Linked DNA regions of Mus musculus: region 1 is linked to region 2. Evidence: chromatin loops called from intact Hi-C (ENCODE). Cell type or tissue: left cerebral cortex. All regions are shown on one strand. Each heading gives the region's core, and the rest is flanking DNA. Links, peaks and the distances in the headings are about the cores only. Region 1 overlaps Hottip (Hoxa distal transcript antisense RNA). Region 2 holds the start of Tax1bp1 (Tax1 (human T cell leukemia virus type I) binding protein 1).

Region 1 (12,071 bases), core at 6,243-8,742, 440 kb before region 2:
ACCTCCCCTCGCTCTCAATTCCCCCATCCTTTGCTATCTGGCTTCTGGCTCTGTTTGGTTTCTCAGCATCTTTTTTTTTTCCCTCTCTCTTTGTAGAGTTTTGGGGGCGGTGTTTACAGGCTGGACTGGTTCTTTTCTGTCGGCCGCCCTGCTCTTAGCTGGGTTTCTGAACCTCCGAAGTTTTCCAGCTAGGTTCGGAAAAAACGAAAACACAGCTCAGGAAGGCTCCACCAGCCGATGCCTATGCCAGTTCACCTCTGGCAGTGGCTGTACTGCTGGTCCACACAGCAGCCAAGACCAGCTCCACGTTCTTTCCTCCCCCTCAGTTCACTGGAGCCGGGAGCCCTGCACTCAGGGGAAGGGCCTCAGCTCTACAGACTGCCAAAGTCGGCTGGGTCCCTCCGGCTCCAAAAATGGTGAGAAAGGAACTCATCTTTTTCCACAGAGGAATCAGAAGCAGGTTTGTCTGGGAAGAACGAAGCAGCGGGGAGGCTTTGGGCTGCATCTTTGAATTCAGTGGGCTTTGCTTCCTACACGTGGTATCCCTGTCGTGGAAGGACTTGGAATGTGAATTACTGAAGTTTATATTTTCTTATCAATTTAAAAGAGAGAGAGAGAAAACCCAAGACAGAATTATTTAGAGAAAGTAGCATCCTTGTTCTCCCCCTGTCTTAAATCTCATACATTGATGTGGATTTTCTACTAGGCTTGTATCAAGGGCATAGGAGCATATCTAGCTCCTTCTCCCTTTCCTGGGTTGCTTCTTCACTGTTTTAAAGTATCTGCATGTCCTGCTAGTAATTGAGCTGTAGGCATCATTGGAAATTGTTTCTCATATTAGAATGAACTCTGGGAATAATTTGGGGTAAGACTTTCTAGAAATTCTACTCACTGTAAAACAGCAATTCCTCAGACTTTCAGAGGGAGAGAAGAGATTCATTAATGGTTTCTTATACAATGCTCCAGACTATACCAGACCAGCTTGGTGTGGGAAAAGAACGGCTGGAGGATGAAGCCTGACTCTTAAAGAGCCAGCAGTCTCATCCAGTGTTCTTCCTCATTTACCAAAGGCACAGGGAAAATTTGTGTGTCTGTCCAGCTGGCAGGGCCTGACTTTCTGAGCTCTTTTTGTCTTCAGGCTTGGGGTTCTTCTTGCAGAAACACCAACAACTTAACATGGTTCTCCATGGCTTAGGGAAGAGAAGTCAGAGCATTCACGGTCACCTTCAGACAATAGTGGCCATAGGAGCTCTGGAGCCAAGAGCCAGGCTGGGGTGGAAGCTAGAGAAGTCTCCACTGATGCCCCAGTTTTGTCTGATGCATGCAGATTTCTCAGCGAAGGCCTTCAAGGGCAGCATGGCTACAGCCCAGCCTTTGTTCAAGGGGTCTCCATAGGTTTTCCTAAGCTCTTGGTTTTACTAGTCAAACCTGGGTCCATTGGCGCTGACAGCCCTCTTGCATCTGGCCTGATTTGGCTGCATTTTTTTTTTTTTTTTTCTTGATAGAGGACTCCTGACCAACCAGGATTACAGGACCCTGGGCTCCTAGACCCTAGGCTCCTAGGGTTGGAGAAGAAAAGGACAAAGGGAACCAAACAGGAGGTCTGATCAGATTTGATTTTCATTTGCAAATTAAATTTACCTGCCCTCACTTTAACTCGGAAGAGGCTGTCAGCACCATTCTCTGGAACTACTTCTTTGCATTGATCTGGTATTAGGATAAACAGTCCATGGCTGGTTTTAAAGACACTTTGTATTTCGGGATATTCATGTGTTTCTAATGTATCCAAGCAGCTTTATGGGCTGGATTTGCAGGACACCTTACCCTCTGATTCCACCCCAGGCAGGCTGGGGGTGGGGGGCAAAGAGATAATGGCAAAGCAAGAAAGATTTAGAAAGGGGAAGGCAATTGAGCAGACGAGGGGAGAGAGAAATTCTCAAAGAAGTTAACTCCTCAGAATCCTTACCAGTAAACCATTTAGGAATGGAATAAGTGTGAAGTTGAGTTTCTGAGGGACCTCAATCCTGTATGCACCAGGGTGAAAGCAGCGCCCCCTTTTTGGTGTGTGTGTGTGTGTGTGTGTGTGTGTGTGTGTGTGTGTGTGTGTGTATGAGGGGGGTATCCGGGATTCTGGGCTGGCCAGAGCACAGGAGAATGTCATATGACCCATTTGAGGTTCTTGTTCTATAGAGAAGCAATAATGAAGTAAAGGAAACATTTCGTGTTGTGGGGATAATTTTGGAACATGAGTAGTCAGTCGCTCTGTACTATGGTGACCCACATTGATGTGGAGTTGGGAGGTCAAGAAAGAAAGTCACAGACCTTGCCTCTAAGATCACCCCAAGACGGACTTTGAGGAGGGCAAATTATTGGATAAGTGACTCATTCACTGCCTGCTGGATTGGACCAGGTACAACGGGACCAGCCTGGAGCCAGCCATCGGGAAGAGATAGTAAAGAGAACTCCAACTGCATCACCCTCTATTTCTTACCGAGTCTCAAAGAAGGGAGAAGGCACCTCCGCCCGCACCCCTCCCCCGTTTTAGAAGCACTAGCAGCAGGTTTCAGGCTCTGGGGAGCAGCACCCCCTACCCCGCTGCCTGAGATCCCTTCAACCGAGTGATTTAGATGGTGCCGAGAGCTCTCTCCGTGTTCTAATGGCGTCATTGCGCTGTCCTTCACCACATCTGGAAACTGAGACTTCACCTAAAGGACCCTAATATGAGTTGGATGCAGAGGGACCGAATTCCTGTAAATAGAGGCTCAACCTGAAGGAATACGCTTCTTTCCACAGTGAGTGGCAGGCATCCCGACCAGGGCACCAGCTTGCCGGACTCTGGGAGTGAGCTCAGAGCCACTGGGATGGATGCTGGAAGAATGGGGTACCTCCTGGCAACCCGGCGCCTGCAGCTGCCATGTGAAAAGGACCCCTTCTCAACCTGGTTGATGCTCACTGCCCGCAACAAAACAGGAAACCAGCGCCGGGCTTTATATCAACAAATACACCGTAGATGGTCGAGAGTTTGAAGGAAGTAGCGGGTTTGCGTCTAAGTCTGGTGCTGTTGGACTCGGTGTTTCTCCCTGAGAAATCAGCGTGGAGCCAGGAGAACTGGGCCCATAGGGGTCTTCCGTAAGGACACTCCCCATCTGGCTGTGAATTCTTAATAGACAAAGCAACAGAGGGAGGGAAACTCACCAGCAAGGAGAAAGGGGGAAACTCAAGACCCCTTCAAGTACACACTGAGGTGTAATCAGATTTTACAGGCACGTTATATACTGTAACCATAGCTATGTGTGTGCCTTCATACGCACACGCACAGATTCACACACCAAATGTATACACAGGCACAAGCGTAGTGAAATACAGTCATTATGCCAAGTCCTAAGGGGGGAAAATCACCTTGTCAAAGCAGCCTGGTGGCCAGTTTCCTGTCCTCTGGTTCAATTCAGCTTTCTCCAACCACTGGTCCTCCCTCCTGGGTCTGTAAATACGGTAAATACACCTGTCTTCAGTGGAAGGTGAGCGGCCCATCAGCATTTGTCTGGTTCAGATGGCCTCCCCTAGAATCTCTGGACCCTCCCGGAGCTGTTCCGAGCTTGTGAGGGAGCCTCCAGCTGCAGTCCTTTGTCTGTGGGACTAGATCCCTTCATGGCCCAATGCTCTGGGAAACGAAGCAGCTCAATACAAACTTTTGATATTAGTTTTTTAAAGGTATTTACACTTTGGTGAGAGTAGCTGGGTACGGAAGCTGCTTCGTTAATCAGCCCCCGACCCCGACCTTAGGTTCGGCTGGGACTAGGAGCTGGCCGGAAAAGAAAAAAAGCTTCGGGAAGTCGGAGAGAATGAAAAACAAAACAAAACTGCACAAGGTCATTTTCTGTTCCTGGAAACTGAGTAAGTGGGCCATTCCAGGGACTCCCCAGTTGGCCACTCCCTCCCGCTTTGTACAGGGAACATGTTTTCTGCCTTTGCCTAATACAACAACTACACTTTAAAATATATTTCCCCCCTCCCAATACATATAAAGGTGTAGCAAGCCCCTCTACATCCAGTTTATCTTTGACTTTATTATCATCTTATCTTGCATACCTTTTTTGATAATTAAAGCTTAATTATATCCCAGGTATTGAACTGCTTCATTCTCAATAGAAGGTTTTGAGAATTTTTAAGATTGTGAGAAAGGGGTGAACTGGAGTTGTTTGAGGCAAGGACTATTGAGAGCCCAAGGTTTCACCAAGAAGGAACCTGGAGCAAAAAAGATTTGGGATCTTATCTGAAATTGTATGTGTCTTCTTTATAAAAATTACACATGCGGGGGAGGGTTATATCAACTTCTTCTCTGAGTCCTTTCACTGAAGATTTCTGTTCGTTTAAGATTGATGTGGGGGTGCCCTGTGTCCTAACTTGATACATTTTCACGTTAAGCAAATGCTTATTTCCTATTTCAAAACATCTCTTTCCCTATAGACATCTCATAGAAATTTCTAATGCTTAAACTAAGAGAAGAAAGGGTGGACTGAATTGATATCAAAGTTACCATGGTTTTCTAGAAAAAAAAATGTAGCTCTGTACGCCTTTTAAAATATTCCTTCTGCAACAAGAGATTTTTAAAATACTGAATAAAAGCACGAATGTTTTGTTTGCATTAATTCAGTGATCTATTTGAAAATGAGCATGATTCCAGGAAACACTGAAGTTGATTTAACTAAAAACTCTTGGTGACTTTATAAGCCAAAATGACAAAAACAAATTATAGAAATTTTTGAGTTTGACAAATTCTGTGGCCAGCAACTGCTGAATAAGACTCACCCCCACCCACTCCAACCTCTTTCCATGGCCAGAGTACTGGGTTGTTCGTGAGTTTTTTTTAATTGTCCTCCCCTTTGCTGCTAAATATCTGGAATTATTTTTATAGTAAGTATATATAACTCTTCATGGCAGTGGAAGAGTGGTATTTGACTAAACTCATAAGGGTTGTATAAGTTAAACAGGAGAATGTTTTTGCATACACTTTGTGTCAATTTCTAGCAGTTCTAACAGTGTGTGGCAGAAAGCCCTAGAAACGTTCCTCAGACTTTCCTTCCCTTACTGCGGCCCAGGGCTTCTAACAAATCCACTCTTACATGGCCTAGGACACAGAGGCTGCCAGGGTGTGGGTGTCCTGGGTCTCCTGATCTTAAGATGGAGTTCGCCAAAGGAATAAAGGCTTGGGTCAAGGTCAGGGCAGAGACTGCAGAATTAAGAATATCAAAAATTCGGAGGAAGAGGGGAAAACGGGGCAAAAACACTAACAGATAACTGGGAGACAAAGAGGAAGGGAGAGATAGGGAGAAGGAAAATGAGAAACAATGAAGTTTGAATTCCTGACAAACCATTTAAGCTGTGACAACTTAAGCAATGCCTGTGTTTTTAACGTGAGTGGAAGCCCCCTCCGTGCAGAAGCTGGCTCTCTTCAGAAGCTGGCTCTGCTGTCTCCGCGTGCTTCCTCCACTGCCCCTACCACCCACTGAGGTCCCATTTCACAGCCAGGGCTTCAAGCCTCCCTGTGATTTCTCTAATTACACAAAAATAATTTGAACTCTGAGACCCTGATTAGGGCCCTGAGTTACATTCAAAATTGAGCTTCTCTATAGAGAGCCCAAGCGTGTGAATTCCAGCTGGGATCTGCTTCGGTCAGTCAGTCGGTGGCTGAGTTGGGGACAGCCCCTCAAACCTGCTAACAATCACTTGCTCTCAGCCACTTTTTAAAAGGCCATATTTCTTTTACATTTTTAGGATCTAATGTGAGGTTATGTAGGGTCATGGGACCCTCGGCTGGTGCAAAGTAATTTGATGTCACTGAGAGCAAGCAAACTCATTTGTCACCCCAGGAATAGAAGTCCCTCCAGCTTGTGCTAAAAACAGGACTCGGTGTGGTGTATGTGTAGTAGCGATGGTGACAAGTCCAGTGGGCTGGGCAAGGTTAGGGGACTTTTCAGGTAGGGCTCAAAGTTGGGGTGAGGGATCTGAAAGTCTCCAAGAGGTACACTAGCCCATCCAAACTCAGCATGGGACTTGGGCTACTCCTAGCCCTTGCATCCTGGGTTCCTTTGCAATCCAGATCCCAGGGTTCCATTCTCAGGCTAATTCAGTTACAGTCCTGCCTCAGATGCCCCACCTAGAGCTGCTTCAGTAATCTGTAGCTGATTCAATAAAACCTAAGGGAGTTTCCTAGGTTGGGGGTGGGGGGAGTCCCATCCAGTCAATAGGTGGTATGGAATGGGGTGGGAGCGGAGAGAGCCACAGACTTTGCCATCTTTGGTCTGATGCACTTCAGGTCTCTAAAGAGGACTGGCTAGTGTTTGTGGGAAAAAAAAACTGTAAAGCATTTTTGACCTGAATGGTTTCCTCTATCATTTCTAATTTATTGTTATTTTTAAGAAGTGGGGAGTAAAATAACGACCCTCTTTTGAGAATCAAGGGACTTCTAAGCCCAGGTTGGATTGTGTATGGGTGTAGAGAAGGTAAGTTGATAGAAAACACAGGAGAGGTCATTTCCCAAAGCCATGTGTATGGTGTATGTAGTCCTGGTCCTGCCAGTGAACAAGACCAGACAAGGCCCTTCCTGCAGAGGGCTGGTGCCAGCAGCCACCACGTCCTTTGCAGCCTTTGCCTCCAGAAAATTCCTGCACTGGACTCCAATTATGGTTCCACAATGTACTGGGATTCGCACCTTAGAAGGCAATGTAGAGCAGTGTTTCTTGTCTTTCTTTTTAGTTTTTAAAAGATTTATTTATTTTATTATTTATTTTATTTTATGTGTATGAATATTTTGCCTGCATGCATGTGTGTGCACTGGATATAGGGTGAGACACTGTATGGGTGCTGGGAATCAAACATGGGTCTTCTTGAAAAAAACAAAACAAAACAAAAAACAAAACCAACAACACAAGGACAACAAATGTTCTTAGCCACTAAGCCACCTTTCCAGCCCCCTTCCCTACCACCCTCCCCTTTAATCACAAAGATAAGCGGTCTGATGCTACTCTTTCCCTGGCAGTTCTAGGATGATGTGGTACCAGAAAAATGGAGCCCCACCCCCACCCCCAATGAAGTCAGGCAGGAGGCTGCAGGGGATAAACACATCCTCACTCTATGGAAGCCAGTGAAGCCAGCTCAATGAGAGGCTACAATAAGCACAAGGGGAGAAGGTGTACAGACTGCTGATTTGGCCTTAATGTTCCAGCGAGGGTAGCATGTCGTGGATATCCACATGGATGAAGGTTTGGTCTAAAGATTCCTTTTTGGAGATGAGTTGGTGATACATCCTGAACATCCTGGGAAGCTGACCTCCTGCTGCCTGCTAGCTGCCTAGTGGATTGCAATCTAAAGCTGGTGAGCTGTCTTTCCTACCTCTTGCCTTAAGGCACTCTACTATGTAGCCACACATACATGTGTGGGACTTTTCCCAAAGCAGGATCAGGCACTTCCAGAATAATTGGATCAGAATGGGAATCTTGGACAACAAACACCTCATCACTGGATACCAGAACCGCGACCTGAAGAGAAGACCCCTCGGAGCTGGGTCTTTTCTCTCAGAGTGGAAACGGCTCCTCAGAACTCTGGGTTCTTAGACAGTAGAGCAAGCATGTGGCAGGATAAAGGACTGCACTTGAGAGACTGGCACAGCAGTCCAGCAGTGCTGTCCCGGGTTGGCAGGAGCAGAGGATGCTCCGAAGACGTCACTGCAGTTGCGATCTTTCCCCACTAGATGTCTTCCAAGTTAATCGGAATTACAGAGCACTGTTTGTCTCCTTGTCTGAGACTCGGTTTCCCCTGCTACGTTTTGAAGTCCGGAGTTTCTCTGGGAAAGCAAACGCTTTCCTTTGATTCTTTTGGCCCTTTAGTTACCCTACTCTCCAAATCCTAGGCCTAGAAGTCAACTAGAATCAAATGCTGGCTCCCTGCCGGTTCGAGTCGCCCTGCTCACGCCTTTGGAATCTTTTTATGACCTTTGATGTGTTTAAATAACATGGCAAGGCTGAGCACACACCTCGGATTAAACTTTAATCGGCTGCAGTCAAGGTCGTCCAGGTGGTAAAAGCGTTTCCTGTGACTTCTCCTAGCGGATACTGCACGGTCCAAGGTCTGGGGGCACAGCCCTAGGCTTCTATCCTCACCTCCTGCCTCCAAGTAGGCTTGGGCAGGACAAAAGTGGGGCCACCCCATAGAGCTCCAAAGTAGACTAAGGAAATGGAGTCGGAGGTGAACACCCAGGGTGGGCTAATGACCGAAGTGATTTTTTTTTTAATGGCTACTAAGACAGAATAGTTAAAAACTCCAAGAGTCATTACCAATTTCCCCTCACCTCAGAGAATGGTTGAAGTTCCAAAGTCATGGTCAATGCCTTGATTATTTCTCCCAGCATGGCTCTGCTTCCAGGCAGGCAGAGTGGGGGTCCTCTGGTAATGACAGTTAACTTAGCTGATTATACTGGGGGTTGCCAAGCTCATTCCCATTAGGTCAAGGCCTAGAACTCAGGCTGCAGTTGCTACTCTGTGGGCCACACAAGGTTAACGTTTTCTGTCTTAGACACTGGGTCTGAATATAACTTTCAGTGCCAATACACCTGTAATCAGTGAGGAACTGTCTCAGAAAGCCAGGACCAGCCTCTTGAAGTACATTTTAAAAAGGCATCACTAACAGTGACTCATTCTGAGAAAAATTGGAGTCAGAGTGTTGAAGTGATTTAATTTTATGTGTGTGTTGAAAATTTATAATGAACTGAATTTGTTAGCTGTTGGAATTATACCTCTTCACAAAATAGGCCAAGTACCTCTTTGGGAAATTTTCTTTCTCCATCTATCAAGCTATATTTGGATTCAGGAAAGATGCTCAAATAAGGGATCTCAAGGTTTGGATCTTAACCTTACATGCATCTCTACTCACCCTTCCCTCTGGGATCACTTCCTGATCTGGACATAGGCATGCTAGTCATGAGCACAAAAGATACATTGTCTCCAACATGTATGTAAGCCTCATTTCAACTTCTCTCCCAAGTCCTGAGTACTTGGGGGCAAGATCGCTAGTGCTCCTCTAGAGCAGAGGTTCGCATAGCCCATACCTATGGTAATCATAAAGATTAGTTGTGGTGGTGGCGCATGCTTTTGATCCCAGCACTCAAAAGGCAGAGGCAGGTGGATCTCAGAGAGTCCAATGCTAGCCTGATTTACATAGGGAGTCCTAGGATTATCAAGACTATATAGTGACACCCTGTCCTAGTAATAAATAAATTATATATAATTTATTATTTATATATATTTATATATAATATATAACTACATATATATTATTATATATATATATATATATATATATTTGGTTTACATTTTTTTTCAGAATTGGATATTAAAAACAGGGCCTTGTGCATGCAACACACTACTGAGTTATCTACCCAATCAATTATTTAGTAGTTCTATACCCCAAGGTCAAGAAAGTCCATATACTAAAATAGGATTCTGAATCTTTGAGTTGGAGACAAGATGACCACACACGAGAGTCAGTGTTAAAATTCCTTCTTCACAGAAACTTCTGGGAGCTAGTAACAGCACTCTGCACCTTGATCTTTGTAGTAGTTCACAAGTGTATGCATATATAAAAATCACTCAGCTGGGTATTTGAGATTTGTATACTTGGCTATATGTAAGTTATACAGCAATAAAAAAAATTTAAGTGCTTCCTCATAACGACCTGTGAAGTGGGTCCTGAGGTTATTATAATCATCTCCATTTTACAGACCAGGCTACTAAGACTCAAGGGAAGCTAGAGAGACCCAGGCCTCTGGATGAAAATAACTGCCTAAACTTCCTTCTCTCAGGCTTGTGGCTCCGCTGGTCATCCAGCTCTTCCTCCCCTGGTAGATTTCCCAGGTAGTACGAAGCTCAGGGTACAAACTGGGTTTGCACTGGTGGTTTTGAGGCAAGAACTCAACAATGTATCCCTTCAATCTTCTTGGTCTTCCGATAGAGAGATGGTGGAGAGGGTTTGGTGCTCAGAGCCTTGAGGCCTAGAGAGCTCTAATTGCAGTCTCCAATAAGGAAACCCACATGGCTCCGAATGCATTTTCTTTGTATAGTTCCTGGTCTCTGTCTACATTCAGAGCAGCCGGCAGCACTTACCCTGCCAGCTTTATTCTCTGGCTGCTTCCCACTGTCTACCCCTGCCACCATTTTTCAAAAGCACTGCCGAGGTGAGGGGTTTTCTGAAATAAAGGCTGGTCACCGTTGGATGGCCAAGGACGTAGGAAGAGGTTGTTATTTATTCCAGGCACAGTCGCAAAAGGTTTCCAAAAATATCGAGGGGAGATATTTTATTGTCCAGCCTGTCTGCAGCCTGTAATTATGCGTTCAAGATGTTTAATGTGTGCAAATGCATTAGCTGCTTTCGCTGGTTGAAAACCTTAGCTGGGGGCACGGGAGAGGCAAGTCTGGAGACAGTTATGTCGTCCAGACTCAAACATTATTCTGCCCTTACTGTAAATGGTCAGGCCACCTTTATGAGAAGTCAGGAAAACTTTACGAAGAAGAAGCCACGTTTGCTTTTGTTTTGTTTTGCTTTGATTTTTCTTCCCTCTCCCGGATTGTTCGAAGGGCTTATCTGTCGGTTTTCAGGTCAGTTTCCGGGCAGGCGCCAGAGAGAGAGAGAGAGAGGCCGCCTTGCAGAGATAAGCTGTGCCAGCCCTTGGTCCTCTAAGACCTCGCCAGAGGACCTCATCGGCCCCAGGCGGTGGCTCGGCCTGTGGCGGTGGAGTCCTTGGTCACCCTTCTTGGGTGAGATCAGAGTCCTCCCGCAGTTTGGGGTTGTAGCGGTTTTTCTTCACTTTCTCAGGGCCTGGCTCACCCGACTCTGGTCGCTCCAGATAGAGATGACACACCTAGAAGGCCTTGATTGCCTGAGCAGATCTCAAAGGCGGAGGGCTGAGCCTTGCTGGGGTGGGGTGCAGGGTCAGCTCTAGCAAAGCTGACCTGGGGTGAACTTGCTATTTTGGGTCCAAGTGTTACAGGGCCAGGAGAACAGCTGAGATGGGGGGAACCCCGCCTCCATTCCCGGGCCATCATGTTCTCACCCCCAGCAGGTCCTCCCACTCTCCCAGTGGCCAGGACTCCGGACTGAACCTTGTAAGGTACAGTGGTGGCACCTGCCCCGCACCCTGCGGTCCTCACTTCGATTGTGAACACTCTGGGTTCCAGGCTGTGGCCCGCCTGCCGTGTGAAAGTGCACAGCTCGAGGTTGGCAGGCGATACCTGGCCGCCGCCTTTAGAGTAACTGAAGTGTGCATCTAAAAGTCCTTAGCTGCTCTCTCCCTCCGCGCCCCCAATTTTCATTTCAGTCAGGGCTTTTTAGGCCCTCAAACAAGGCGGCGGCTCTGAGGGTGCCGGGCGGCGCTCAGCTAAGTTGCTGGACAAAGTTGCCTCGAGTTTATGTGTCCCAATCCCGCCCTGCATCGCTCGGTATAACTGGGTCCTGGCAGGAGGGTTGGCTACCGCGGGTGCCAGTTTCGGAGGATTTCTTTGCTCCTTTGAACCATTTACCACCCTCCATGTCTTCTTTTCTTTTTTCTTTCTCTTCTTTGCTTTCTTACAAAAGATCCGATTTTTAAACTTGCTTTAGACTGCTGGCTTAAAACAAACAAACAAACAAACAAACAAACCAACCAACCAACCAACAAACAAACCAAAACAACCTGGCTCGCTGTGCCGTGTTGTGAGGGAAATAGAAAAACCCGTGTGAGCTGGAGCGCTTTTCAGGGCTCCGGGCAGCCGAGGCTTCGAGGCTTGGGGTAGGGAGAGCGGAGGGTGTGCAGGGAGCAGAGGGGATGAAGAAGTCTCAGGGTGGGGAAGTGCGCACACAGAGAACTAAGACAAATCGTCCTAACTTGTCCTTGAACCAAACAGAATCCCTTTGAGGTACAGTTACTTGGGGACTTAGAGTAGGGGGCTCTCAGATTTAAGGGGGGTGTCTCTGAGATGTCACTTCAAATCTGCCTTTGAGGGTAAGAACTCCAGTCTCAGAGAGAGTTAGTGGGTGGTTGC
Region 2 (12,071 bases), core at 5,251-7,750:
CAAAAATAACTAAATTAATGAATTTTTAGAAAGGATATTTCATTAACTCACAGCTTGTCTTGGAACCTGACATATCATGCTAAACAACTTTAAATAAATTTGCACAATTTACTAAAATAGATGTCAACTTCTAAACATGGCCAGTACATAGCACTGAGTAATTTCATATTTCCTTGTGATATGTTTATAAATACAGCATCTTCTCATCTATTCTATCAATCAGTGTTGAGTGCTAATAAATCATCATTCATTGAATTCTACAATCTAAACTATATTATCAATGAACTTCTTATACCTATGCATCATAATTAACATCAAAAACAGTACAAAATTGCAGAAGAGCAAAGAACTACAGGGCTACAATTCTGGCTGGTCATAACTAAATTAACTCATTAAGCTAGCTAGTGGAAGCTAAAGAAAGTGTTGTAACAGTTGGAGTCCAATCAGCAGAGAGAAAACACGCAGTGATTTGAACCAGGAAAAGGTTATTTGAAAATTTAACTGTGTCAGGCGCGGGCCAATATGAACAAAGGTAACTCAAAGGAACTGACAAGGAGCAACAACTACCTGATGCCCAAGGAAGATTCTCTCTCAGGCTTGAGATCTGCCCTTTACTGATGGCATGTAGGGGACCCTGGAATAAATGAGCGCAGAAGATAGTTATCCCCTAGAAATTCCGCAGAACTCAAGGGCTTCTCAGAAATCTGTCATCGAGAACTTCCTAGAACTCCGATACTGGAGTCTGTGCAAGTTGTTCCAGAAGGAACATCTTACTGGAGGTGAGGGAGTGGGTGGGGGTCTTTCCACACCAAAACTCTTTAGAACAGAAAGCATAGTGTTAGTGGGTGGAATCAGTAGGAAGGAGTTGCAGGGTGCATCAGCCGGAAGTCCTTGACTCGCAAGCGCAGGCCGTTGGAAAAGCTGAGTGGGTGTGAGATTTGGACATTGGAAAAGCCACGTATACTGCCAGAGTCTGTTTATTGAGTACACAGGAACCAGGAAGTAGAGTCCTTTTCCCTGTAGCCTCTCCAGTACTTTCCACCTGCCCTAGACATTTTAACACTGCCAGCTGTCAAAAGAGAATTATTCTTAAAGTACCCAAGTGCAAAAAGAGGGGGGTTTAGAACTGAGAGGTACTTCATTAGCATGGCAGCAGCCTATCACTAGTTTTTCCCCTTCTCCCATTGTTTTTTAGGCCCTTCAACAGTTTTTGTTGTTGTTGTTGTTGTTTGTTTGTTTTTTAAAGGAAGTGAATTAGGGATGGGTTGGATTCCTAGAACCCACATGGGGGCTCACAATTGTCTGAAACTCTAGTTTGTGAGGATCCAACGCCTTCTTTTGGCCTCCCTGAATACCAGGCACAGAAATTATGCATACCTATAAAATAAAAATAAATGAATAATTTATTTTTAAAGTGAGTTGCTGCAAATCTAAGGTTTTTGTTGAATTCACCATGTTTCTGCTAGGATTGCAGGTGTGTGCCATCACGCTGGTCACTTATTTATTTATTTATTTATTTATTTATTTATTATATAGTTATTTATTTTGGGATAGTATTTGTAAGTGCCTTGAACTCACAATCATCCTGCATCAGCCTCCTGAGCAGCTGAGATTACAGAAACATTTGCAGTGTACACATGTAGCTTTTTAATTTGCCTTTATTTTATTTTATATGCTTTTATTTTATTTTAATTTTGTGACAGGGTCTCTCTATGAAGGCCTGGCTGCTCTGGAACTTATTATGTGGATCAGACCAGCCTCTACCTCCAAAGTGCTGGAATTAAGGGTAAGTGCTACCATGGCAAGCTATGCATATGTTTTAAAAAAGAAAACAAAAACTACGGTAAAAGAAATCTTATGTACTCTAAAGAAACCTATTGTTCTAAAAGTTAAAGACAATTCCTTTCTTTGGGTTTTTCAATTGAATTTTCCAACTTGAATTTATTTTGTGTTTTTTTTTTTTTCTGTTCTTTGGTTTTATGTGCTGGTAATCAACCTTAGGGTCTTTAATAAATGAGCCAAAGGCTCTGCCTCTGAGCCAGTATATCCATGGGTTCATTAACTTTTCTAATCTCTTAATATTCAATCAATTAATCACTCTGTTTACAATTCTTATATGAAGTTTTTCCCCCTATGCATGCCTTTTCTATAGCTTTTCAAATCCTGTTAATGTTTCAAATGCCTATACAGCTGTGAAATATGGACTCTGCCATATTGATCTCCACCTTCTCAGTACTGTGGATAACAGACCAGTACCACTCCTGACCAAGTTCTTATTTTGGGAGTGGGGAGCAAAGGGACAGAGGATGACAAGATGGCTCAGTGGGTAAAATCACTTATTGTGAAAATTCAAGGACAGAGTTTAATTCCTGGAACTCACAGAAAGTTGGAAGGAGAGAACCAGCTCCACAAAGTTGTCCCCTGACCTTCATGTACTACGTGGCATGCCTACACACACACACACACACACACACACACACACACACACAGACATGCACACACACACACATGCACACACACACACATGCACACAGACACAGACACATGCACACACGTGCGCACGCACACACACACACATACACACACACACGATGAAATGAAACAAAACCCAAACAACCCCCAGGATAACGGTACACAGTAGGTCAGGACAACCACTTGGAGACTCTTCAAGCTGGGTATGATGATGCATGGCTTTAATCCTAGCACTACAAGATCAGCAGGCAGATCTTGAGGCCAGCCTGGTCTACCTAGCACAGTCTAGGCCAGACAAAGCTAAACAGTGAGACTCTGTTTCAAAATAGCAAGACAAAATAAAAATATCTAAATAAATTAATTGTAAAAATAAATTCTTCAAAGTTAAACTACCCAAGAAGTATTGTGGGCTGCTCAGTAAATTACTTCTTACTAGTTTTTAAATAGTGCTACAGCCCTTAGTCATTATTTGGGATTTCAAAAAGCATTAAAAATAAAGTATTCTCTTAAATTTCGTGACAATATTCTCTTAAATTTCCTGACCTGACTCATTTCTTATTATACTTGACCTCACCTGATCTGAAAAATCTGTCTTGAACTTAAGAGATACTGCTGTGTGTTTAATGTATTATTAGCATACTAGTCATGCTTTTTCCTAAAAAATAAAAATTATGATTTTGGGTTGCTGCTCCAGACCCCATGGGATGTCATGTAACATAAAAATATACCTGTTTAAACTCCAAAACATTCTGAGATCCACCGGGCAGATATTCTGTATTTCACTTCTTACAGACTGTCTTAAAAGTCCATTTAAGTATCAAGAGGATATGCATTTATTTTGGGGGGGAGAAATACAGTCTAGAAACCCAAGGAACCATTATCATAAGAAATGAAGCAAGGTGAAAATCCAAATAAAGATCTTCATTGAAAAAATGTGATCCAAAACCCCAAGAAACTATTACAAATAAAAAATAAAAATATCTGCCGAAAATTCATGTTTTACTATGGTTTGTGTTAGAACAGTGTTTTTCTGATTTCTTTTTCTTTCTTTCCTTCTTTCTTTCTTTTTATTTTTTTTTAGTACATTGTAGCTGTACAGATGGTTGTGAGCCTTCATGTGGTTGTTGGAAATTGAATTTTTAGGACCTCTGCTCACTCCGATAGGTCCTGCTTGCTCCTGGTCAACTCTGCTCGCTCAGTCCCTGTCTGCTCAGGCCCAAAGATTTATTTATTTATTATTGGACATAAATACACTGTAGCTGTCTTCAGACACACCAGAAGAGGGCGTCAGATCTCATTACGAGTGGTTGTGAGCCACCATGTGGTTGCTGGGATTTGAACTCAGGACCTTCAGAAGAGCAGTCAGTGCTCTTACTGGCTGAGCCATCTCACCAGCCCAGTTTTTCTGATTTCATTAACTGAGTTGACTTACAATTCGGATTTTTTTCTAACTAGTATATATGTATTTTAACTGGTATGTATAACTATCAATGTGAAGGAAAAGGTGCCTTCTATAAAAGCATGCTTATAAACCCCACTCCTTTCTGTGCTCACATTTCTCGAGGATCGCAGTTCTCTTTGAGCTGCAGGATGTGGGTGCTGGGAACAGAACTCCCATCTTCTACAAGAGTGGCAAGCTCTCTTACCTGCTGAGCTTTTCTGAGGTATCCTGGTCAGATGACTGACAGCCCATTGGAAGGGGGTGAGAGAAGTCTTTGTTCTCTCTCTTCCTTCCTTCCTTCCTTCCTTCCTTCCTTCCTTTCTTTCTTTCTTTCTTTCTTTCTTTCTTTCTTTTTTTTTCCTTTGGTTTTTTTTCAAGATAGGGTTTCTCTGTATAGCCCTGGCTGTCCTGGAACTCACTCTGTAGACCAGGCTGGCCTCGAACTCAGAAATCCACCTGCCTCTGCCTCCCAAGTGCTGGGATTAAAGGCGTGTGCCACTACTGCCCGGCAGACGTCTTTGTTCTTTAGCAGAAAGCTTGGACTACACAGTAGTCTTATGATCATTCTACAGTTCAGAATATCATCTCTCTGCTCAAAGTGAGATATTACTCTTATCACATGTAGGCCAGGCTAGCCTAGAGCTCACTGTGTAGCTGAGGATGACTTTAAAATTCTGATCCTTTTGCTCTCTCTCCTCCAGAGTGTTGGGATTAGAGGCATGCACCACCATACCCTGTTTATTCTGGGCAATTCTAGACAATCACTATACCAACTGAGCTATACTCCCAGCCAGCCCCAGATCCCATTCTTTTAAATGGTAATCAAAGGCCTGCAATTTTGAATCCTGGTTTTACAAACTGCTAATTATGTGGAAGAAGTCCATTTTCAAGATTTAAGCCTGCTAATATCTGACCACTGATACTAGGTTGCAGGCTCTAATGCTATGGATTACTTAGATGTTTTCCTAAGACAGCCCAAGCCCCGCCCGCTTCTCTTCGTACAGCTTCGTTGTAAATTCCTGATTACAGTGTTCCTAATAAAGCCCAAGTCTAAAAGATAACAGAATGAGAGCGTAGGGACTCCGCAGGAAGACCCACAGCGTCAACTAACCTGGACCACTGGGACTTCCAGAGACTGAACCACCAACTGAAGAGTGAGCGTGGGACCAGACCTAGGCCCCCTGCATGTGTTTGTCAGACCTGCAGCTTGCTTGGTCTTCATACTGTCCCCCAACAACTGGAGTAGGGGCTGTCTCCAAATTTGTTGCCTGTCTGTGAATCCAGTTCCCCTAACTGGGCTGCCTTGTCTGGCCTCAGTGAGAGAGTAAGCGTCCAGTCCTATAGTGACTGATGTGTGTGTGTGTGGGGGGGTAAGGGGTGGTGGGATACCCAGGGGGGTTCCCCTTTCTCAGAGAAGAAGGAGAGGGGATGAGGGGTGGAGCTGCAGAGGGGACTGGGAGGAGATGTAATATTGGAATGTAAAGTGAATAAATCAATTAGTTAAAAAAGTAACAGGATGTCTTCACCCTGGAGCAGTAGAATGCCTTAACTCACAGCCAGCCATGAGAGCAATCATGGGGTCTTGAGTAATCTCAGTAAGGAGGTTCTGTATGAAGTTAAAAACTAAAACCCTGCCCTGCATTTTGGTAGCTGTGTCTCCTGACCAACAGAATGCCCCTTTGTGGTTAAATGCCCTGAGATGTCTGTCTGTTCATCTCTCTCTCACTCTCTCTTTCTCTCTCTCCAGGGCATTTTCCCCTATAGTTGCACTAAAATGAAGTGTCTGAAACGCAAAAGATCTCAATTTCATTATATTATTATAGACATTGTGGTTTTGTGACCTGCTTTCCCTTGTGGTTGTTTTCTAGAGCAGCACAGGAAGAAATACCTCAAAAGGAAGACTTGGTTGATCGTGATATGGAAGTGAAAATAATTTAAATTTCTAAAATTACTTTTGCCTTATATAGCTTACCTTTCTCTGTTAAATGTGCAGTTTGAATTGGAACTTCATGGAAGCAAGTGTATTTTATTCAAATCCATCATATCTTGTGTTGGAATATTACTTATCTCATGAATACACTACCGTCTTAATCATAAATATTTCTTTAAAACCCACAATGCCGAACTTAACTTTTGCTTCAACAGCCTATGTCTCTCAACAGTAATTTTTCCTTTTGGAGGACCAGAATGAAGAGATCCCTATTTAAACAAACAAACAAGCAAACACACAGACACCCAACTTAAAAAATTTCAATATATAAGAAACAAATGAATCAGCAAATATTAAGAACCTGTCTTATGGAGGCCAATGTGGACTTGAATTGTGTGGAAAATGAAAGAACTTGAAATTAGAGTTTTGTATATTATTGTTCTGTTTAATGTTATGCTTTCTTCGCTGGTGATACGGTAAATGTCATTAGTTTCATAGCAACACGGGAATATGATGGTTCAATTCGTGATAGCTATGACAGTTCTTGGGGCTTCTGTATATATTGAAACATGTATTAGCTTAGACTGATATTTAAGACCCAGGTCACCTGGCCTCTGAGCGATCCTTCCCATTTCGCTGGTAAGTCAGTTAATTTGTTTCAAACGGACTGTGTTTTGAGGTGACTACATCACTGACCAAAAGCCACAGAGGAAAAAGCTGTCAGGGAAACCACTAAAGGACTCTTTACAGCTAGCGAGTGGGGCGTGTCGCCGCAGAGCATGCGCAGCAGCAGAGGCGGAAGCGAGCCTCCCTGGGGCGGAAGTGACGCACCGCCGGCTCTCCGCTTAGAGAAGGTGTAGCCGGTCTACGCTGAGAGGCAGTGGTGGTGGCCGCGGAGGTTCGGGGCGCGGCGTAGCGTGCGGGGCGGAGGCCCTGACCGGTAAGGTTTGCGGACGGGCCGCGTGCTTTCGAGGTAACCGGCGCTCGCGCTCCGTCTCGGCCCTGGAACCCGGGCCTGGCGAGTTTTGGGAACGGTCTCCGTGGTGACGAAGCTCTCTTTCCCAAGGACGAGCTTCCCCCGGGCCGCGATTGTGACGTGTTTTGGGCTTGGGGTGACCGTAGAGTGGGAAGCGTGGCGGGAGCGGGCGTGCTAGGCCGCGGCTGGCCCCGGCTGGCCCCGGCGTCTAACAAGCCAGGGACGGGTGGCGGGCGCGCTAGGCCGCGGCGAGCCGGGGAGGACCCGTTGGGTTGTTTTGGTTTGAGTCTCCGCTGGAGGAAGAGGCGGGGACTCCCTGTGTCGCCTGGTTTGGCTGTTTACCTGGCTTGGCTTGATCTCCGGCTTCTCCTGGGCTGAGAGATTAGTTGAGTCTTGCTGTTTGGAAAGCAGCCCTCCCCCTCTGGTGCCCAAGAGAAGGCTTTAAGAAATCTTGGGGAGGATCGCTTCGCTCTGTGGTCGTCTGGACTTGATTTCACGACTCCGCCTCCCTCGCTCCACCCACTGCTGACTCTCCCCGGTGTTTTGGACCCGGCGGAAGGTGCAAGACGTGTTCTGGCTAGCGCTCATCGCCCGAAAACTGTACTGTTAGAACGTAGCTGGGGTGTTCGCTTGTATTTCCCTGTTGAGAAATATGAAGTACAATTTGTTCCTGAAAGTTTTGTTGGAAAACGTTGTGGCGTTTGACTATGATAGATTTCCGGCTTTATCGTTATGTTGGTATGTTAGACATTTTAATGCTAAGTATCTGCCAAGTATGCTGCTTTTTGCCAAGTGGTAAAAATTCATGATTAGGACACGAACAAATATAATTAAAATTTTAGTGTTCAATCCCAAAACATTCGAAAATGGTTATTTGAATAACATTCCTTAAAAGTGGGTTGATTAAGTGGGTTTGTGATCTCCAGGTTACCCTCTAGGTGTGGAGAAGAAGCTGAGGCCAAGGACTCGCCTCCATTCTATTCTTCTCAGGGGTAAATTGGATTTCTGTATGTCCCTTTCGAATGTTAGGCAAACGCCCTGAACTTATCTTAGATTTCTGCAAGAATATATTTGACTATGCTAGGAATGACTGGTTAACCTCCTCCCCCTCGTCTTTGTTATTTGTTAAATTTCAAATACAGTTGTATTGTATTATTTGTTTTCAAGTTATTACATTAGCTGCATACCATTTGCTCTTAGAATCACAGTCGTGTATGTGAAATGTATGTGAAATGTAACCATTGAGTACCTTTTCTAGGACAAAAATAACATCTTGGAATTATAAATTGTAACCTTTAAAGGATGCTGTTTTTAAAAAAATTTAGACTTATGCGTATGAGTGTTTTGCTTGCATTTTATGCCTGGTTATATCTGACTTAAGTCAGAAGAGGATGTCAGATCTCCTGGAACTAGAGTGATAGATGGTGTGAACCACCATGTAGGTGCTGTGAACCCAACTTAGGTCCTCTGTAAGAGCAGTAAGTGCTCTTAATTACTGAGTCAGCGCTCCATCCCCTAGGATGCTAAGTTGGTTTTTAAAAAAAGATTTATTTATTTTATTTTAATACACACACACTGTAGCTGTACAGATGGTTGTGAGCCTTCATGGGGTTGTTGGGTATTGAATTTAGGACCTCTGCTCGCTCCGGCCCAAACATTTATTTATTATTATAAATAAGTACACTGTAGCTGTCTTCAGACACACCAGAAGAGAGCATCGGATCTCATTATGGGTGATTGGCTGCTGGGATTTGAACTCAGGACCTTCGGAAGAGCAGTCAATGCTCTTACCTGCTGAACCATCTCGCCAGCCGGATGCTAAAGTTTTTATATGCAGTTCTAACTATATATTTATATTTCCTTGGAAGAATTAACTTACCTGTAAATTTTATTTTTACTTATTTATTGGCTGGGTCTTAACTATGTTGTAGCCCTGGCTGTCCTGGAGCTCTGCATGGAAACCAGGCTGGCTTCTGCCTGTTTTCTGAGTGCTGATGTTAAGGTGTTTTCAACCAAGCCCTGCTTCACCTGTGAAGCTTGTTGGTGTATTTTCTTTGGACTGATTGTTAGTATGTAAACTTTGGGCTTTCTGCACTTGTAGCTCTAAAGTTTACATTGTTCTAAATAAGCCTTAATAGAAATTACAAAGTTCTATCTTCTAATACTTGTGGGCCAAGAACAGTGTTTTACAAATGAACGTATTTTAAAAGATACAAAAATTAAGTTAAATTGGATCTGATATTTTATCAGCTGGGATTATAGCGCTTGGGAGCTGAGGCAGGGAGGAGTGTCGTGAGCTTGAGGCCAGCCTCAACTAGAGTTGCACAGCGAGTCTTTCTCAAAAGAGAAAACCACAGCTGGGCAGAATATAGGAATAACCAGCTATCAAGGCTGGTGGAGATAGAGATGGCTTCAGGAGTGCAGATTAACAAGTCTTTGTTCCTGCCTCCTCAAAGTTGGCTGCTAATATCTTTCTGAGGCTATGCTATTCTACAAACTATGCAGAAGACTGAAGAGTAAATAAGGGACTTGTTAAATCATCAGGCTATTTTTATTCTCCTTCACATGTTTCTGTCATTTAGGATTTAAGTTTGGAGACATTTTACACACACACACACACACACATTGTTTTTTGTTTTTTTTGTTTTTTGTTTTGTTTTTTTTGTTTTTTGTTTTGGAGGGAGGGTCTTGCTCTGTATGTAGCCTTGGCTGCTCTGGAACTTAATGTGTAGGTCAGGCCTCTTCAAACTTACAGGGATCTGCCTGCCTCTATTTTCAAAGTGCTAGAAATAGGCCCCTATTTTTGTAATTGAAGGTTTTTAAAAACAATGGCTGTCAACCCTTATCTTAATTATGGTACAAAAGTGTTCATGCAGTGTTTTCTATTGAAGTAAGTTAGACACAGGGGTTTGTTACTAGCTTGGTTTTTTATTTTCTTTTATTGACTTTATTTTTGAAATTTCTGATTGCACACAAAGGAAACAGGAGCAATGAAATTAAGACTTTTGCTGTTTTTTTCATTACCCCCTTCTTTCCTCCAAACACATTGTTTTTTCTTCTCCTGGAGTTTCTAAAGTGAATGGTAGAAATTAAGCCTTTTTACTTACGGTTTTTCGAGACAGGGTTTCTCTGTGTAGCCTTTGCTGTCCTGGAACTCACTTTGTAGACCAAGCTGGCCTCAAACTCAGAAATCCTCCTGCCTCTGCCTCCCAAGTGCTGGGATTAAAGGCGTGCGCCACCACGCCTGACTGCCTTTTTACTTGTTTTGTAGCTAAGTGATGGAGAGTTAAAAAAATATAATGTAATTTATCACCCAGATTTTTTGAAACTTAATTGGTAGGATAGGTGAAATACTTAAAATTGAAAAAGTCATTTAGTTCCATATGGAGCCACTGGAAGAAATACTACCACAAGAGGCTGCTCCATTTGGGGCTAGTAAAAGCCCAAGTGTAAGTAAAGATAGCATGGAAAGAAGTGCTTTTTTCCTTCTTAGTTTTGGACATTTGCTTAGCTAATGCCAACTATCTCCTTATTCATCTTGATTTGGATATTAGTGAATTGTAGAAATAATAAAATTGGGTTTTAGTGCAAAGATCAGTGGTTCTCAGTCTTCCTAATCTGAGACTCTTTATTATAGTTCCTCGTGTTGTTGTGACCCTCAGTCATAAAATTATTATTGTTGCTATTTCATAACTCTAATTTTGCTACTGTTATAAATTGTAGTGTCTGTGGTTTTGAATGATCTTAGGCAACCCCTGTGAAAGGTTCATTTGACCTGGAAAGGAGCTGAGACTCTTAGGTTGAGAAATGCTGTCATAGAGAGTAGTTTACAGCCTGACACACATAAAGAGGTTCTGCTGGTGTTAGAACCTTGAGGCTACAATAGGAAGGGCTCGCTGTAGCATTTCAGACATTGGTTCCTAGACATATGTCAGGCCCTTCAATTAGTAACTGGGAATTTTTAATTTATAATTCTCTTCCCAACTTACTGCACTTGTTTCTGTAGAAATGCCTTAGAGACAAGGAAGCAGAGTCTGGCCTGGTGAAGTTGCCTGGCTGTATTTTCTCTTTCCAACTAAGTAGGACTTGTTCTTTGCTCTGAATGTCAGTCCCAGGCGTTACCACATGGTGATGCAGTGACTTTGCACATGGCTTCTCTTCTAGGTTATGCACTTCGGCATTCTCAGTGAAGGCCAATGTTTTTAGTAGCTTTCCCATCATTTCAGTGTATTATCTTTGAGAAGAGTGAAGCAGAGTTACTACGTGGGAGTCAGAATTTTTTTTTTTCTAACTTAAAACTGATGATTCAAGTTGTGATTCTTCCTTTAACTTTTAAAAATTAAAAGCTATATTTTCATAAAAGTAAAAAAACAAAAGCAAAAAAACCCCAAACAGACCAAAATTGTGTGTGTGCGCGCACGTATGTGTAAGCCAGAGGTAGATGTTAAGCATTCCTCTCTGTGGCTCTCCACCACATTTACTTATTTTGAAGACAGTCTCTTATTGAACCTGGAGTTTGCTGATTTAGCTAGACTAGCTGGCTTAGTGAATCCCTAGGATCTGCTTGTTTTTGTTCCCAAAGATTTGGTGCTTATAGGTAAGTGCCTGGGGATATGAACTCAGGTCTTGATGGTTGCAAAAACAGGTACTTTACCCAGCAAGCCATCTGTCTCCTTGTTTGTTTGTTTGTTTGTTTGTTTGTTTTGCTGGAGGGTGAGGGTGGAGGCCTCATAGCCTAGGCTTGGCCTTCAAATCTCTGTGTAGCTTGAGCACTGACTCCAGATTCTTTTGTTTTTAGTACTAGGATTATAATTCTGGGCCACAACGCCTGGCTTCACACAGATTCTTACTTTTGTGACATGCACATCATGCATATATAAAGCATATATATATTTTTTTGTTGTTGTTAAATCTTGAATCGGATGGTATTTCAAAGTGTGAGCCTCCCCTCTAGCTTCTGGATTGACTTCTTTTACAAAACTTGTCTGTTCTTTCAAGTGGCATTCATCTATCCCACTGCAGTTTTCATCTCCCTATATAATTTTCCAAGGAGAACTCATCCAGTCAGTGGTCCTGCAGCAAGCATGTTTTCTCCTGGTTGGTTGGTTTCTCCCTCATTTTCTTTTGAGGTAGGGTCTCTGTGTAGCCTAGACTGGCCTTGAACTATCTTCCTGCTTCAGCCTGCTTAAATGTAGGATTACAGTTTTTTATCACCTGCCTAGCTGGGTTATGGCTTTTATTTCTTAGTCTTT

What was found. A loop is a pair of places that touch in the nucleus more often than their neighbours do. Peaks named below come from ENCODE experiments on the same cell type or tissue, not always from the same donor. Only the 100,000 strongest peaks of a DNase experiment are listed, where the experiment ranks them.
Region 1: a loop joins it to region 2, with 2.6 times the contacts of the local background. A loop is called at or near these places in 8 of 42 quality-filtered maps.

Annotation. Positions count from the first base shown.
Region 1 is chr6:52,262,959-52,275,029 of GRCm38, forward strand. Hottip (Hoxa distal transcript antisense RNA) reads left to right here. Exons shown (of 2, transcript NR_110442.1): 2 at 2,411-4,645. Among named protein-coding and RNA genes, the nearest start is that of Hottip, 6.2 kb to the left of the region's middle. In left cerebral cortex, for the core only: a CTCF peak has its summit at 7,746; a DNase peak (open chromatin) is centred at 7,746.
Region 2 is chr6:52,707,073-52,719,143 of GRCm38, forward strand. It overlaps Tax1bp1 (Tax1 (human T cell leukemia virus type I) binding protein 1), which reads left to right and starts at 6,657. Exons shown (of 18, transcript NM_025816.3): 1 at 6,657-6,783. In left cerebral cortex, for the core only: no CTCF peak of the experiment used is centred there; DNase peaks (open chromatin) are centred at 6,645, 6,915 and 7,265; H3K4me3 peaks cover 1,574 bases; H3K27ac peaks cover 1,348 bases.